2 separate regions of the Homo sapiens genome follow, and region 2 is linked to region 1. Evidence: chromatin contacts called from ENCODE Hi-C or POLR2A ChIA-PET data. All regions are on one chromosome and are shown on one strand. Each heading gives the region's core, a stretch centred on a gene start or an enhancer-like site at or near the end of the contact. The rest is flanking DNA. Distances are from core to core; before and after follow the strand shown. Region 1 holds the start of SGPL1 (sphingosine-1-phosphate lyase 1). Region 2 has its middle 15 kb from the start of ADAMTS14.

What was found. Hi-C counts contacts between places; a loop is a spot of excess contacts on that map. ChIA-PET counts read pairs that join two places held with the same protein, here RNA polymerase II (POLR2A). Pooled maps may share reads with other maps.
Region 2: a loop to region 1 is called in a pooled map, with 2.5 times the contacts of the local background. The contact joins the enhancer-like site here to the promoter of SGPL1 in region 1. A Hi-C loop is called at or near these places in 1 of 50 pooled maps. POLR2A ChIA-PET finds 5 or more read pairs at or near these places in 2 of 52 experiments (AG04449 and OCI-LY7).

What each region holds. Positions count from the first base shown.
Region 1 is chr10:70,811,949-70,819,048 of GRCh38, forward strand. It overlaps SGPL1 (sphingosine-1-phosphate lyase 1), which reads left to right and starts at 4,000. Exons shown (of 15, transcript NM_003901.4): 1 at 4,000-4,178; 2 at 4,863-4,932. The coding sequence starts at 4,906. RefSeq lists silencers at 3,796-4,115, 4,136-4,225, 4,306-4,415.
Region 2 is chr10:70,653,577-70,660,860 of GRCh38, forward strand. No RefSeq gene overlaps it. Among named protein-coding and RNA genes, the nearest start is that of ADAMTS14, 15 kb to the right of the region's middle. Within about 2 kb of position 3,080, at least 2 of the 41 ENCODE cell types and tissues checked have a DNase peak (open chromatin) inside an H3K27ac peak, as active enhancers do.

The DNA.
Region 1 (7,100 bases), core at 2,750-5,249:
CAAAGCTATTTTGAGGCCACACAATGATTCCTGGGTAGAGACCTGTCTCCCTGCCTTCAAAGCTATTTTGTCAAAGGAAGTTTATATTTATTCAGTGTTTGAGAAACAGCTGCTCTCAGTTTTTAATGTTTTGCTAGGAGTGACTGTGCAGCCTGGATAGCAACAATGGTGGGTGTATTAGTCCGTTTCACACTGCTATTAAGAACTTCCCTGAGACTGGGGCATTTATAAAGGAAAGAGGTTTAACTGACTCACAGTTCCACACGGCTTGGGGAGGGCTCAGAAGACTTACAATCATGGCGGATGGTGAAGGGGAAGTAAGCCCCTTCTTCACAAGGCAGCAGCAGAGAGAAGAACGAAGGAAGAACTTCCAGACACTCATAAAACCATCAAATCTCATGAGAATCACTCAGTGCCATGAGAACAGCATGGGGGAAACCACCCCCATGATCCAATCACCCTCCCTCCCTCGACACATGGGAATTATGATTTGAGATGAGATTTGGGTGGGGACACAGAGTCAAACCCTATCAGTGGGCTTCTTTACGAAAGATGAGGTTTCCTTGGGAAATAACTCTTGGCTCTCTGAGGGCTTGGCCACTCTGACTTTGATCAAACTGGCAACTGGGGTATGTACCTGAGTGAGGTCAGGGGGCCCATGATAACTCGGTGACTTGCTGCCCCTTGCTCACTCCAGTTGGCAATGTCGGGGCATTTGGTCCCTGCTGTGGGGGCTCCCATGTCTGTCTGGCCCTTGGCCTCTCCTCCCCTGGTGGCCAGCTCTGCTGTGATCAGCTGAGCCTGCTGCTGGAGCTATGTGCTGGTTTCCTGCCTCTTCTTGGGCATTCTGGGCTCTAGGAACTGTTTGTTGGTTTCCTGTGGGCCATTCCTTTCCAGGATGGGCCTAGAGGCTGCAACCCTCCTAAGATCTGCCCACACCCCTGTCCTGAGGTGAGCTTCTCAAGAAGGTCCCCGGCTGAGCAAGGGGTGTCAGGAGCAAGAATGGAGGCAGGAGAGTGTGTGCGCCTGCTTTTTAGAGTGGGAGTGTGCACTCATGCATGAGTGGGAGGCTGTCATTAACTTGGCCATGGATGGCTGCCATTTTAAGCAGAACCAGATTTGCTGGCATGAATTGTTTAAATGATGGCAGGCACAAGCACTGCAGGGAGATCCTCCTAGCCTAAATTAAAGAAGCCACAGAGGGAAAAAATCCCAGACCATCTTGCTCCACACCTCCCTCCCCCGTCCCAAGCCTTCCGTCATCTGCGGGAATTTCAGTGCCTCACTGACACCTGAATGACAATCTTTTGTCATCCTGGAAGGCACCATGATGGTACCAAAGGACAACTGGGGAGCATTGGTTCCCTCCCCAGCCCCAAACAAACACGTTCTTCATCAGCCTCCTTAAGCCATCCCAAACAACCCACACGCTTAATACAACTATCGTGCCTTCTATCCGGGCAAAGTGCCATGTGTCTGTAGACACAGCTACTCAGGAGGCTGAGACAGGAGGATCGCTCGAGCCCAGGAGTTTGAGGCTGTAGTGAGCTATGATAATGGCTGTAAATAGCCACTACACTCCAGCCTGGGCAACATTATTGAGACCATGTTTCTAAATAAGCAAACAAAAATTGTGCTTTCTCTGCAAACAGAGTGTCTAGGGAAGTGCTTTTTACTTTCTTGTGCATTAAGATCATCTGGGGACCTTGTTAAGCTGTAGATTCTGATTCAGGAGGTCTGGAGTGGGGCCCCAAGAACCTGTATTTATAACAAGCTCTCAGGTAAAGCCAATGCTGCTCTCAGGGAAACCACACTTTCAGAATGGAAGTTCCAGATAGCCCTCCTCTGCCTCTGACCAGCCAGCTATGTGCCTGCTAACGTCATTCTGCTGTCAGAGGGAGTGTGGGGTAGGAGAGCAGGGTGGTCTGAAGTCTTTCTCTCTCTCTTTCTCTCTCTCTCTCTCTCTCACACACACACACACACACACACACACACACACACACACACACACAGGGCTTCATCGGCTCAGAGAGTTGCAAACCCAGACCCATGTTCTAGGCTGGGCTCTGCCAGGAACTGCTAGGAGTCGCATCTCTCTCTGGACCTCAGTTTCTTCACGTGTATTTGTGTATTCTCTGGGGTGGAGCTGGCGAATAGCTGGAGACCCCTCTAGCCCTACCATTTTTTGATTCTAATTAACCAAAAAGGATATTCGAGGTCCCCGCTACAAATTCTGAACCCTTGGCTTCCCCTCCAAACTCCCACACAAACTCCACCCCATCCTGCCTGTGTGTCTTTGGGAGGATCATTTCCTTCTTTGGTCTTGGTGTCCTTGTTTACAGGTTGAGGGATGATAAGAGTCACCTGATCTGGGCAAGTCAGGCCATAAATAAGGCTTGTATGTAAAGGTGCCTAGCATAGTTCTTGGCAAAGCAAGGATCAGTCGATATGATTGCATTGGTTTGAGCATCTGGGAAGAATGAGCAGACTGCATACTGTGTGTTAGGGTGTAGGGAGGAATCAGACGTGACCCTGCCCTCTAGTCATCTGGGTGCACAGATTCTAGATTAAAGGATGTGGGGGTGGTAACTAACAAGGAGATGGAGAGGAGGTGTGCAGTTCCTGGGGGATCTGATGAAGAATTAAAGCAGAAGGGTAGGAGATGGAGAATGGGAAGGCATACCTGAAACCCTAAAGCAACTCTTGATGAGTAGGCATTGGCAGGAGGCCCCAGAACATTTTCTGACCCTCAAACACTGAGAATGCATGTCTGCTGGGGAATAGTAGTGAGGGGGCTAAGGGTATGGGGGTGTTCATGCCTGAGTCAGGGGCTCTGGATGGTAGAAATGTCTGGGAGTTCTGACGGAATGGGGGTGAGGAGGCCTAAAGATAACCTGTTCATAGTCTTTCAGGGCCTTAACCATTATGGCTGGGGAAGTGGGAAGTGCCGATGGGGTATGCAGAGGAGGGCAGCTGTGATAGTACATTTCATCCTGAAAGCACTACATGTGGATAATGACGGTAGTGATGATGCCCTAATTTTAGTGTCATGGCAACATTTTCCAAGGGGATGGAATTGGGTACCCTCATTAGTGTCATTTTTGTTTGAGAGATTTCAAGAGTCTATCTAGGTGTCATTTTAAAATCTATTGAAAAAAAATCTTGAATGCAGGTCACTGACCAGTTGGTTCCATGTAACTGCACTGCCTTCTGCTACCACTAAAGCAATGTTATGACAACCTGGACAAGTCATGGGAAACCTATGTGAGACTTAGTTTTTTCTTTTTCTTTTTGGAGTTGGGGGTCTCACTATGTTGCTCAGGCTGATCTAGAGCTCCTGGGCTCAGACAACCCTCCCGCCTCAGCATCCCCAAGTGCCGGGATTACCGATGTAAGCCACTACACCCAGCTGAGACTTAGTTTTTTCATCTGGAAATGAAGGCGACCTTTGTGATCCCAGTGGGCCCTTGCACTTGTGTATAAGGTGATTCCCAGCACTGCTCATGAAAGTAGTGATGGCAGAGTAGCCTCTGCTCTCCATTTTATTTTTGGGGTGGGGGGGGGCAGTGGTGGAGGGGAGGATGAGGATGATATTTCCATTAAATAAGTTTCCTTGTTGCTTTTCTTCAGGCACCACTGACCTCGATGGAAAAATGAAGTCCCTGGCCCAGGAAAGAGACCCAACTCTGTGGCTGTTTTGGATTAGTTTGTACAATGCCCTGCAGACCTACTCTCTCAGGAGGCTCCAAGTGACCAAATGTGACAAGAAAGTTTTTTGTCCAAGGCAGTTTGGAAGAGAAGTTGGTGACCGTCGGGATACCACAGCCGCCCCAGGACGGCCTGGTTGAGACATTCACTGGAGGGTCTGGGTGCAGCCCGCTGCCTGGCCGGTAGGCGGCGCGCACAGGCCGTGGGGCCCGGGTCTGGGCGTGCGCGCGGCTGGTAGCAGCGGGGCCGCGCACGCCAGGGTCCGGGAGCCGGGCCGGTGCCCCCGGAGCCATTTCCGGGAGGGGCGAGGCCGGCGGCTGCCGGGCCTCCAATCTCGGCGGCGGCGGCGGCAACAGGGGAGCCTGGGTCTCGCGGCCTGCGAGTCCGTCGCGTGCTGAGGGAGACGCAGGAGGTGGAGCCGGCCGGGTGCTCGAGGGAAGGAGACTGGAAGCTGGTTCCGGCGTGAGGAGGTGGAGGGGCCGCCGCGGGCTCCGGGGGGCGGTGAGGGTCGGGACGGAGGCGCCGCGGGGTGAGGAGAGGACAGGGGCCGGGTGGGCCGAGGGCGGGCAGAGGCGGCGGGGCGGCTGCGGCCGGGGCGGGGGCGGGGGCGGGCTGAAGGCGTGGGCACCAGCCGCTGAGGTCCAAGCAAGTGGACGGCGGGCGGGCGCGGGGCCGCGGTGGGGCGGGTCTGGAGCCCACGCCTGCCGCGGGGTAGGCATGGGCGGCCAGGATTTGCTGGTCCTCCGACGGGAGGGGTGACAACGAGAGCGAGGCCGTGCTGATTCTGAAGGGAGTGCGGAGGAGGCAGGACCCTGGTAGCCTCGGCACCTTCAGCCCGGGTTAGGTGGCCTGGGCTGGGCTCCCCACCCCGATCGCGCGCAGACGGGGCGTTTCCCCTAGTTTCCACCTGGGTGGAATGCTTTGTGGGAGTCTGGGTCTGGATTAGTTTCATCAGCTGTGGGAGGGAAACCTAGTTGCAGCAGGATTTTGATTCGCTGGTCTGGGGTGCTAGGGGTGGACTGTGATATCTGGGAATGAAATCTGAGCCTTCAAAGGAGGGAGAGAACCATAACTTGGCTGCTCTGGCGAATCTAGGCGGGCTGGCGAGACAGTTTAAAGCTCTAGAAGTAAACAAACCTGGTTCCCTTTTACAGAGTCTGAAAAAGGGGAGCGCGGAGAGGAGGCTGGAAGAGGAAGATGCCTAGCACAGACCTTCTGATGTTGGTGAGCCTTTTGCAGACATCCTCCTGGTTCCAAGGCATTTGTCTCCGTTTTTTTAGTCCAAAGGATCCCAGTGTGTAGATTTCACCTCTGATGCTTGCTTTTGGTAGCTGAGCGTTTTGCCACCTTTTATTTTGTTTTGTTTTGTTTTGTTTTTTTGGAGACGGAGTCTCACTCTGTTGCCCAGACTGGGGTGCAGTGGCATGATCTCGGCTCACCGCCACCTCTGCCTCCTGGGTTCAAGCGATTCTCCTGCCTCAGCCTCCTGAGTAGCTGGGATTACAGGCGCACGCCACCACGCCCGGCTAATTTTTGTATTTTTAGTAGAGACGGGGTTCTCCATGTTGGCCAGGCTGGCCTTGAACTCCTGACCTGTGGTGATCCACCCGCCTTGGCCTCCCGAAGTGCTGGGATTCCAGGCGTGAGCCACCGCGCCTGGCCAACCACCTTTTATTTTGGATGAATGATCAGGATGAATAAATAGCTGAATTAAATACATCAATACAGTATATGTAGAACTTAAATTATTGAAGAATCTTTTTCAAAATTATTATTATTTTTTTTAAATGAGACAAGGTCTTGCTATGTTCCTCAGACCGGAGTGCAGTGGCTATTTACAGGCATAATCATAGCTCACTGTAGCCTGGAACTCCCACTTCAAGTGATCCTCTTGCTTCAGCCTCTGGAGTAGCTAGGACTAGGAGCACAGGTCACCTCTCCTGGCTTTCTTTTTCATAATTCTTGCAGTTTTAATCCCTCCCTTCCCGTACTACCAGAGCAGTTTTGAAACCTCTATTATTACGTTTTATCAGGGTCTGCCATATACTAGTTTATCTGAGTGTTTGTCTTCCAGATTAGAGTTATGGTTCCTCGACAGGCAGATAATCATGTCTTCTTTGTTTAGAGATGAATAAACACCTAGCATGGTGCTCTGAATATAGTATGTGCTTAACAAATGCTTGTTGGATTGAACCAGTATGAATTTAAGTTCTTTTGTTGGACAGAGAGGTATGCCTGCTTTAGAGCTGTTTCCTCTCCTCCTGAGATCTTTCTGTGCTGTTTTACTGAGCAGGGAAGAATAGCGTTGCTAAATGCATGTTTACCAAAATGACATTTTATTTTTGGGACTTTTATGATTCCTTATGGACTTCTTAGTGTGAGAATTATGGAGAGTTTATAGCTTTGAAATGGTGGTATAGAAAAAGTGTCCGGGTTTAGTTTTTTTTGTTTCGTTTTGTTTTGTTTTGTTTGTTTGTTTTTGAGATGGAGTTTAGCTCTTGTCTCCCAGGCTGGAGTGCAATGGCACAATCTCAGCTCATTGCAACCTTTGCCTCCCGGGTTCAAGCGATTCTCCTGCCTCAGCCTCCCGGGTAGCTGGGATTATAGGTGCACACCACCATGCCTGGGTAATTTTTGTTTTTTAATAGAGATGGGGTTTCGCCGTGTTAGCCAGGCTGGTCTCAAACTCCTAACCTCAGGTGATCCACCTGCCTTGGTCTCCCAAAGTGCTGGGATTACTTACAGGCGTGAGCCGCCGTGTCCAGCCAAGTTTGTTTGTTTGTTTGTTTTTGTCACTTCTCTGAGTGCAAAATCAGTGCTTTAAAAACAATTCATTTCTCTCTCTTTATCTCACTATCCCAGAGGGTGGGTTGGCGTCACTGGGAAACTGGCAAAAACTGGTAGTGAGATTTCCTTATACTGGGTGCTGACATCGTAGTGGCATAACCTGTAAGGTCTGCAGGGGGGCTAAAGAAGAGAGAAACTAAGTTTTGATCCATTGTGATTTGAGGCAGGGATCTAGGATAATTTTAGGTTGTATGTGAGAGACATAGATGAATACTTAGGTTATCCGCAGATCCCAATGAAAAGTTCATCTAAAATAGTATCTTGCCCCAAATTTCATGGATTTTTCAGTTTTAATTAATACCCTTATATAACTTAAAATTCTTATTCAAAGACCATTATGTTAGAAATACTGGAAACTATAAGTAAGCAAAAGGAAAGGGGATTTGTTAATCTCCCCTATCTCCTACATCCCCTTCATTCGCCTCTACCCCGTGCAGTAATTTATCACCCAGAAATAACCGCTGTGAGCATCTTGGATGGTTAATGCAGAGTGACTTGTAGCAATTGACAGTTTCTGTTTATCCTCTTACAGAAGGATATGTTTA
Region 2 (7,284 bases), core at 1,830-4,329, 160 kb before region 1:
CACCTCCTTAGTCCAGGCTGCAGGAGAGATTTCTGCCTTGAGCGCAGAACTTAATCAGTGGCTCACTGTCTATCCTGAGTTATGGCTGTGGTACAGCCCAGCTCTAGGCACTGTGGCAGGCCCTGCACTATGAGGAACTGTCATGAGGTGAATGATTTGGCGAGAAATGATATGCTGAGAGTTTGCAGACACTAAAGGAGTGTGAGGAATGGGGAGTGGATTTTGGAGTCTGAAGAGCTACCTCCACATCCCAACTCTGCCACTTACTAGCTGTGTGGCTTTGGGCTGGTTATTTAACTTCTCTGGACCTCAGTTTGCCTTGTCTGTGAAATGAAAACAATACCTACCCCATGAGGGTTACATGAAAAAAACACAGTAGAATCCATTTTAATCTGACCTTGAGTCCTAAGAGAAGGAAGGAGGAAAAGTTATCCCTGGCTGGGTGACACTTGGCATATCCAGCTGTCCCGGGTGGAGCTCTTAGCAGAAGCCCCCGTTTTTTTTTTTGAGATGGAGTCTTGCCCTATCACCCAGGCTGGAGTGCAGTGGCATGATCTCAGCTCACTGCAACTCTCGCCTTTTGGGTCCAAGCGATTCGCATGCCTCAGCCTCTCAAGCAACTGGGATTACAGGCATTCACCACCACACCCAGCTAATTTTTGTATTTCTAGTAGAGACGGGGTTCCGCCATGTTGTCCAGGCTGCTCTCAAACTCCTGACCTTAAGTGATCTGCCCACCTCGGTCTCCCAAAGTGCTGGGATTATAGGTGTGAGCCACCATGCCCGGACAAGCACAGCCTTTTAACAGCAGCCTGCAAGACCCACACTTTACTCCACGAACATATCAATATTACTGTTGTTGTGTTGGTAGGAGATGTTGTCTCCCTGGGAACCTTTTTACTTAAGCCTGGACCATAAACCATGGTAGTAATGGTTCTCTTGCTTGTGGTGGCACATCCATACAGGTGTGCAGCAACCTCAGTTCTTGCCTCCTCAGAAGAAAGAATTTGACTGAGGGGCATAAGTCAGAAGGAGAGACCAAGGCAAGTTTTGAAGCAGGAGTGAAAGTTTATTAAAAAGCTTTAGAGGCTGGGCGTGGTGGCTCATGCCTGTAATCCCAGCACTTTGGGAGGCCGAGGCAGGCGGATCACTTGAGGTCAGGAGTTCGAGACCAGCCTGGCCAACATGGTGAAACCCCATCTCTACTAAAAATACAAAAATTAGCTGGGCGTGGTGGCGGGCGCCTGTAATCCCAGCTACTCAGGAGGCTGAGGCAGGAGAATCACTTGAAACTCTGCAGTGGGGTGAGATCGTGCCTCTGCACTCCAGCCTGGGCTTCAGAGCGAGACTCTTTCTAACAACAACAACAACAACAACAACAACAACAACAACAACAAAACCCCCAAAGCTTTAGAGCAGGAATGAAAGCAAGGAAAATACACTTCGAAGAGGCCCAAGCAGGTAACTTGAAGAACAAGTGCAGGACTTGACCTTTTGACTTGGGGTTTTATACGTTGGCATGCTTCTGGGGTCTTGCGTCCCTTCTCACTTGATTCTTTTTTTTTTTTTTTTTTTAGATAGAGTTTTGCTCTTGTTGCCCAGGCTGGAGTGCAATGGTGCAATCTCAGCTCACCACAACCTCCACCTCCCAGGTTCAAGTGATTCTCCTGCCTCAGCCTCCTGAGTAGCTGAGATTACAGGCGTGCTCCATGCCTGGCTAATTTTGTATTTTTAGTAGAGATAGAGTTTCTCCATGTTGGTCAGGCTGGTCTTGAACTCCCGACCTCAGGTGATTTGCCCACTTCGGCCTCCCAAAGTACTAGGATTACAGGCATGAGCCACCATGCCCGGCCTTCTCGCTTGATTCTTCCCTTGGGGTGAGCTGCCCGCGTGCACGGTGGCCTGCTAGCCCTTTGGGGGGTAGCATGTGCAGTGTGTTTACTGGAGTTGTACACATGCTCACCCGAGGAGTTCTTCCCTTTTACTGGTGGAATGCTCCTGGAAGGTCAACTCCGCCATTTCGTGTCTTAATGCACGTGCTTGAGCCCACTCGCCCAGCTCCTGAGATCTTATAGGAAACTGATGATCACCAGTTTTAGGTGTTTTCTATCTACAGGCAGAATGCCTTTTCCTGGTGCTGGTTGAGACCTATTACTATTTTAGAGAGGCAGTGTGACAACTGCCTAACCATCACCTAATGATCGCCTGATTTTCCTGGTGGGGTGTAGGGGCCCTCTTCTGCCCTGTTCATGTCTCACTAGCTACCCACCGTAACACTCCTGAGCACACTATTGGAGCTGGTGGGGTTTTCTTTGCAAATGCCACCATGTCACCCATAGCTTGGCCTGCAGGTCCCTGCACTAGTGCCAATGTAGATATTTTCTTTCCAAATCTAATCCCTAATTTACACACCCTTTGTGATGATGAGTTCAAATTCTTAGAGAAATTATTTAGCCCCCTGGAGAGACTGCTCTCCCAGTGTGGAGGGCTGGGGCTGGGGTCATATGTCAACATTGTTCAATGTGACACATATTTACTGAGCACCTACTCAGTGCCTATCCCTGGTGAGACAAAAGATGAGTGAGGAATGGCACCTGCCCTTGAGAAACATATAAGAAATGCTTCAGCAAGAAGCGTGTGTCTTTCTCTTGACCATAATGGCAATCTCCTAACACTGGAATAGGGTTAAGAAATCATAAAGAGTTCATGCATGTGTTCGTTGATTCATGAAGGCTTTATAGGGCCTCTACTTTGTCCCAGGCTCTATGCTAGACAGTAGGTAAAGCTGAATTGAAGGTTTTATTTTGCAGTTATTAAGCCTGTGAATAATTTCAGCACAGGAAGCCTACTGTGCCTTTCAGCACAGTTGACTTATGTCCAAGGTACAGATGTGGAACAGAAGAGAGAGTACTGAATGATGTTCTGGTGGGAGAGCAGGATGGTTCTGTGTCTGGGAGTGCTTCACGGAGGAAGTGGCTACTGAAAAAGGATTCAAAGGAAGACTCAGCTTGCCAGGCGGATGCATGGGGAAAAGGCATCCTAGGCTGAGGAAACAGCCTGTGCAAAGGCCTGGGGGCTGAGTCATGGACCAGCAGGGCTCAGAGGCTTTGCAGAAGTGATCTCATCCACCCACTCATAGTTCAGATGAGGCTGGGATGCAGAGAGCGGAAGGCACTGCCTAGAGCTACTCAGCCAGTTAACCACAGAGTTTTGATGGGAACCTGGCCTCCTACCTCCCAGCCACAGCTGGTATTTTCTTCTGCTGGGGAAATGCTACACATCATACACAATACCATCTTTACCACTTGATGGATCACAAGCAGGTATACATTTAAGTCATCTGAATTTAGTTCAAAGTTTGCAAATGGAGAGCAGAATTAGAGGGGCTGGCTGTGCTTTCCATGGGTCCAGATATATAGTGGGTGCTCAGTAAGGGTCTGTGCCCTCCTCCATGGCCAGATGTGGTCGGGGGGTGGGGGCGGGAAGTAAAGGCAACTCCCTGTTCTAAAGGAACACATGGATGACAACTTCCAACTTAGGATGACTTGAAGCTGGGCTTGTGAAGGCTCTGAGCAGCTGGGCTTGGAAGGCAATAATTTCTCAGGCAGAGCATGAGTACCTCTGTGTCTCCCAGTTTGAAAGGGAGCAAGTCATCCTGAAAATAAGCAAATGTCACTTCACCTCCGACCTGGCTGCCCTTTCAGTGGGTGCAGCGAATAAGGCCTTCTCGGTCATTCCGGGCTTTCAGTTTATGGGACTAAGAAAAAGGCAGAAATGCCAATAGTATACAATCATATCTATTTTATTATGCTTTGCTTTATTATGCTTGGCAGATACTCCATTTTTAAAAAACAAAGTAAAGGTTTGTGGCAATCCTGCTTTGAGCAAGTCTATTGGTGCCATTTTTCCAACAGCATGTGCTCACTTCATGTCTCTGTGTCACATTTTGGTAATTCTGGCAATATTTCAGACTTTTTCATTATTATTATATCTGTTATGGTAATCTGTAATTATTGATCTTTGATGTTACTATTGTAATTATTTTGGGGTGCCACAAACCGTGCCCCTAAGACAGCAAATTTAATCAATAAATGTTGTGTGTGTTCTGACTGCTCCACCAACTGGCCATTCCTTCATCTCTCCCTCTCTTTTGGCCTCCCTATTCTCCAAGACACAACAATATTGGAATTAGGCCAAGTAATAACCCTACAATGCTGCCTTAAGCGTTCAAGTGAAAGGAAGGGTGGCATATCTTGCTTCAAATAAGAAGCTGGACATGATGAAGCTTAGTGAGGAAGGCATATGGAAAGCAGAAAAAGGCTGAAAATGAGGCCTCTTGTACCAAACAGTTACAAATGCAAAGGAAAAGTTCTTGAAGGAAATTAAAAGTGCTACTTCAGTGAACACAGGAATGATAAGAAAGTGAAGCAGCTTTATTGCTGATATGGAGAAAGTTTGAGTAGTCTGAATAGAAGATCAAACTAACCATAACATTCCCTTAAGGCAAAGCCTAATCCAGAGCATGACCCTAACTCTCTCCAGTTCTATAAAGGCAGAGAGAGGTGAGGAAGCTACAGAAAAGAAGTTGGGGCTGGGTATGGTGGCTCACACCTGTAATCCTAGAACTTTGGGAGGCCGAGGCAGGTGGATCACTTAAGTCCAGGAGTTTTGAGATCAGCCTGGGCAACATGGAGAAAACCTGTTGCTACAAAAAAAAAAAAAAAAAAAATTAACTGGGTGTGGTGGTGCATGCCTGTGGTCTCTGTTACTTGGGAGGCTGAGGTGGGAGAATCTCTTGAGACCGGGAGGTGGAGGTTGCAGTGAGCCATGATTACACCACTCCACTCCAACCTGAGTGACAGAGTGAGACCCTGACACACACACACACACACAAGAAAAAGAAAAAGAAAAAAAAGTTGGAAGCTAGCAGAGGTCAGTTTCTGAGGTTTAAGGAAATAAGCTATCTCTTTGATGTAAAAGTATAAGCAGCAAGTGCTGATGTAGAAGCTGCAGCAAGTTATCCAGAAGATCTAGCTAAGACCATCAATGAAGGTGGCTACACTGAACAACAGATTTTCACTGGAGACAAAGCAGCCTTATATGGGAAAAAGATGCCATCTAGGACTTCCATAGCTAGAGAGGAGAAGTCAATGCCTGGCCTCAAAGCTTGAAAGGACAGGCTGGCTCTCTTGTTAGGGGCTAATGTAGCTGGTGACTTTAAGTTTAAGCCAATGCTCAATGGCCATTCTGAAAATCCTAGGGCCCTTAAGAATTATGATAAATCCACTCTGTCTGTGCTCTAGAAGTGGAACAACAAAGCTTGGATGACAGCATATCTGTTTAGAGCATAGTTTACTGAATGTTTTAAGCCCACTGTTGAGACCTACTGCTGAGAAAAAAAGATTCATTTGAAAATACTACTGTTCACTAACAATGCACCTGGTTACCAAGAGTTGTGATGGAGATGTACAAGGAGATGAATGTTGTTTTCATACCTATTAACACATCATCTGTTCTGCACCCACGGATCAAGTAATTTTGACTTTCAAGTCTTATTACTTAAGAAATACATTTCATAAAGTGATAGCTGCCATAGATAGTGATCCGTCTGACTGACCTGGACAAAGTAAGTTGAAAACCTTCTGGGAAGGATTCACCATTAGAGATGTCATTAAGAACATTCATGACTCATGGAAGGAGATAAAAATGTCAACATTAACAGGATTTTTTTTGGCTGCCCAGTGCATATAAAAGTTATATTTATGCTATTACATGTACAATAGCATTATGTCTAAAAAACAATGTATGGACCTTAATTTAAAAATACTTTACTGCTAAAAAATGCTAATGATCATCTGAGCCTTCAGCAAGTCATAATCTTGCTCAAGTCTGGAAGTCTGGAGTTTGTAAGAAGTTGATTGCAACCCTCATGAATGACTCTGAGGGATTCAACATTTCAGTGGAGGAAGTAACTGCAGATGTGGTAGAAATAAGCAAGAGAACTAGAATTGGAAGAAGAGCCTGAAGATGGGACCGAATTGCTGCCATCTCATGATCAAACTTGAATGGTTGAGGGGTTGCTTCTTTATGGATGAGCAAAGAAAGTGGTTTCTTAAGATGAAACCTACTCCTGGTGAAGATGCTGTGAATATTGTTGAAATTACAACAAAGGATTTAGAATATTCCATAAACTTAGTTGATAAAGCAGTGGCAGGGTTTAAGAGGATTGATTCCAATCCTAAAATAAGTTCTACTATGGGTAAAATGCTATCAAACAGCATTGTGTGCTACAGAGATGTCTTTTGTGAAAGGAAGAGTTAATCGATATGGCCAATTTCATGGTTGTTTTATTTCAAGAAATTGCCACAGCCACCCCAGCCTTCAGCAACCACCACCCTGATCAGTCAGCAGCCATCAACATGGAGGCAAGACCCTCCACAGCAAAAAGATTATGACTTGCTGAAGGCTCAGATGATTGTTAGCATTTTTTAGCAATAAAGTATTTTTAAATTAAGGCATGTACATTGTTTTTTAGATATAATGCTATTGTACACATAATAGCATAAATATACCTTTTATGTGCACTGGGCAGCCAAAAAAATTGTGTGACTCACTTTATTGCAATATTTGCTTTATTGTGGTGGTCCAGAACCAAACCCGCAACATCCCCAAGGCATGCCTGTATGCCTTCACTGCCCTCGGGGTTTTTTTTTTGTCTTTTTTTTTTTTTTTTTTTTGAGACAGAGTCTTGCTCTATCTCCCAGGCTGGGGTGCAGTGGCATGATCTTGGCTCACTGCAACCTACACCTCCCGGGTTCAAGTGATTCTCCTGCCTCAACCTCCCTAGTAGCTGGGAGTATATGTGTGTGCCACCATGCCCCACTAATTTTTTATATTTTTAGTAGAGACGGGGTTTCACCATGTTGGCCAGGCTGATCTCGAACTCCTGACCTCATGATCTGCCCACCTTGGCCTCCCAAAGTGCTGGGGTTACAGGTGTGAGCCACCACGCCCAGCCGCCTTTTCAATCTTAACTAAGCATTTATTATGTACTGTGGCTGTCACTTTTGCAGTTTCAGGTGTGACAGCAAAACTAGCATGAACTTCTTTTTCCTTCTTCACAATTTCACAGAAGATCTTCGTAATCTCATTGTACAATTTTTTTTTCTTTCCTAATTAAGTTGAAAACTTTCACCTTTTCAGTTAAAAGAAGCATGATACAGCTTCTCTTAGGCACAGCTGCATTGTCAGTATCACTACTCTTGCGTCTTGGGGCCACTGCTA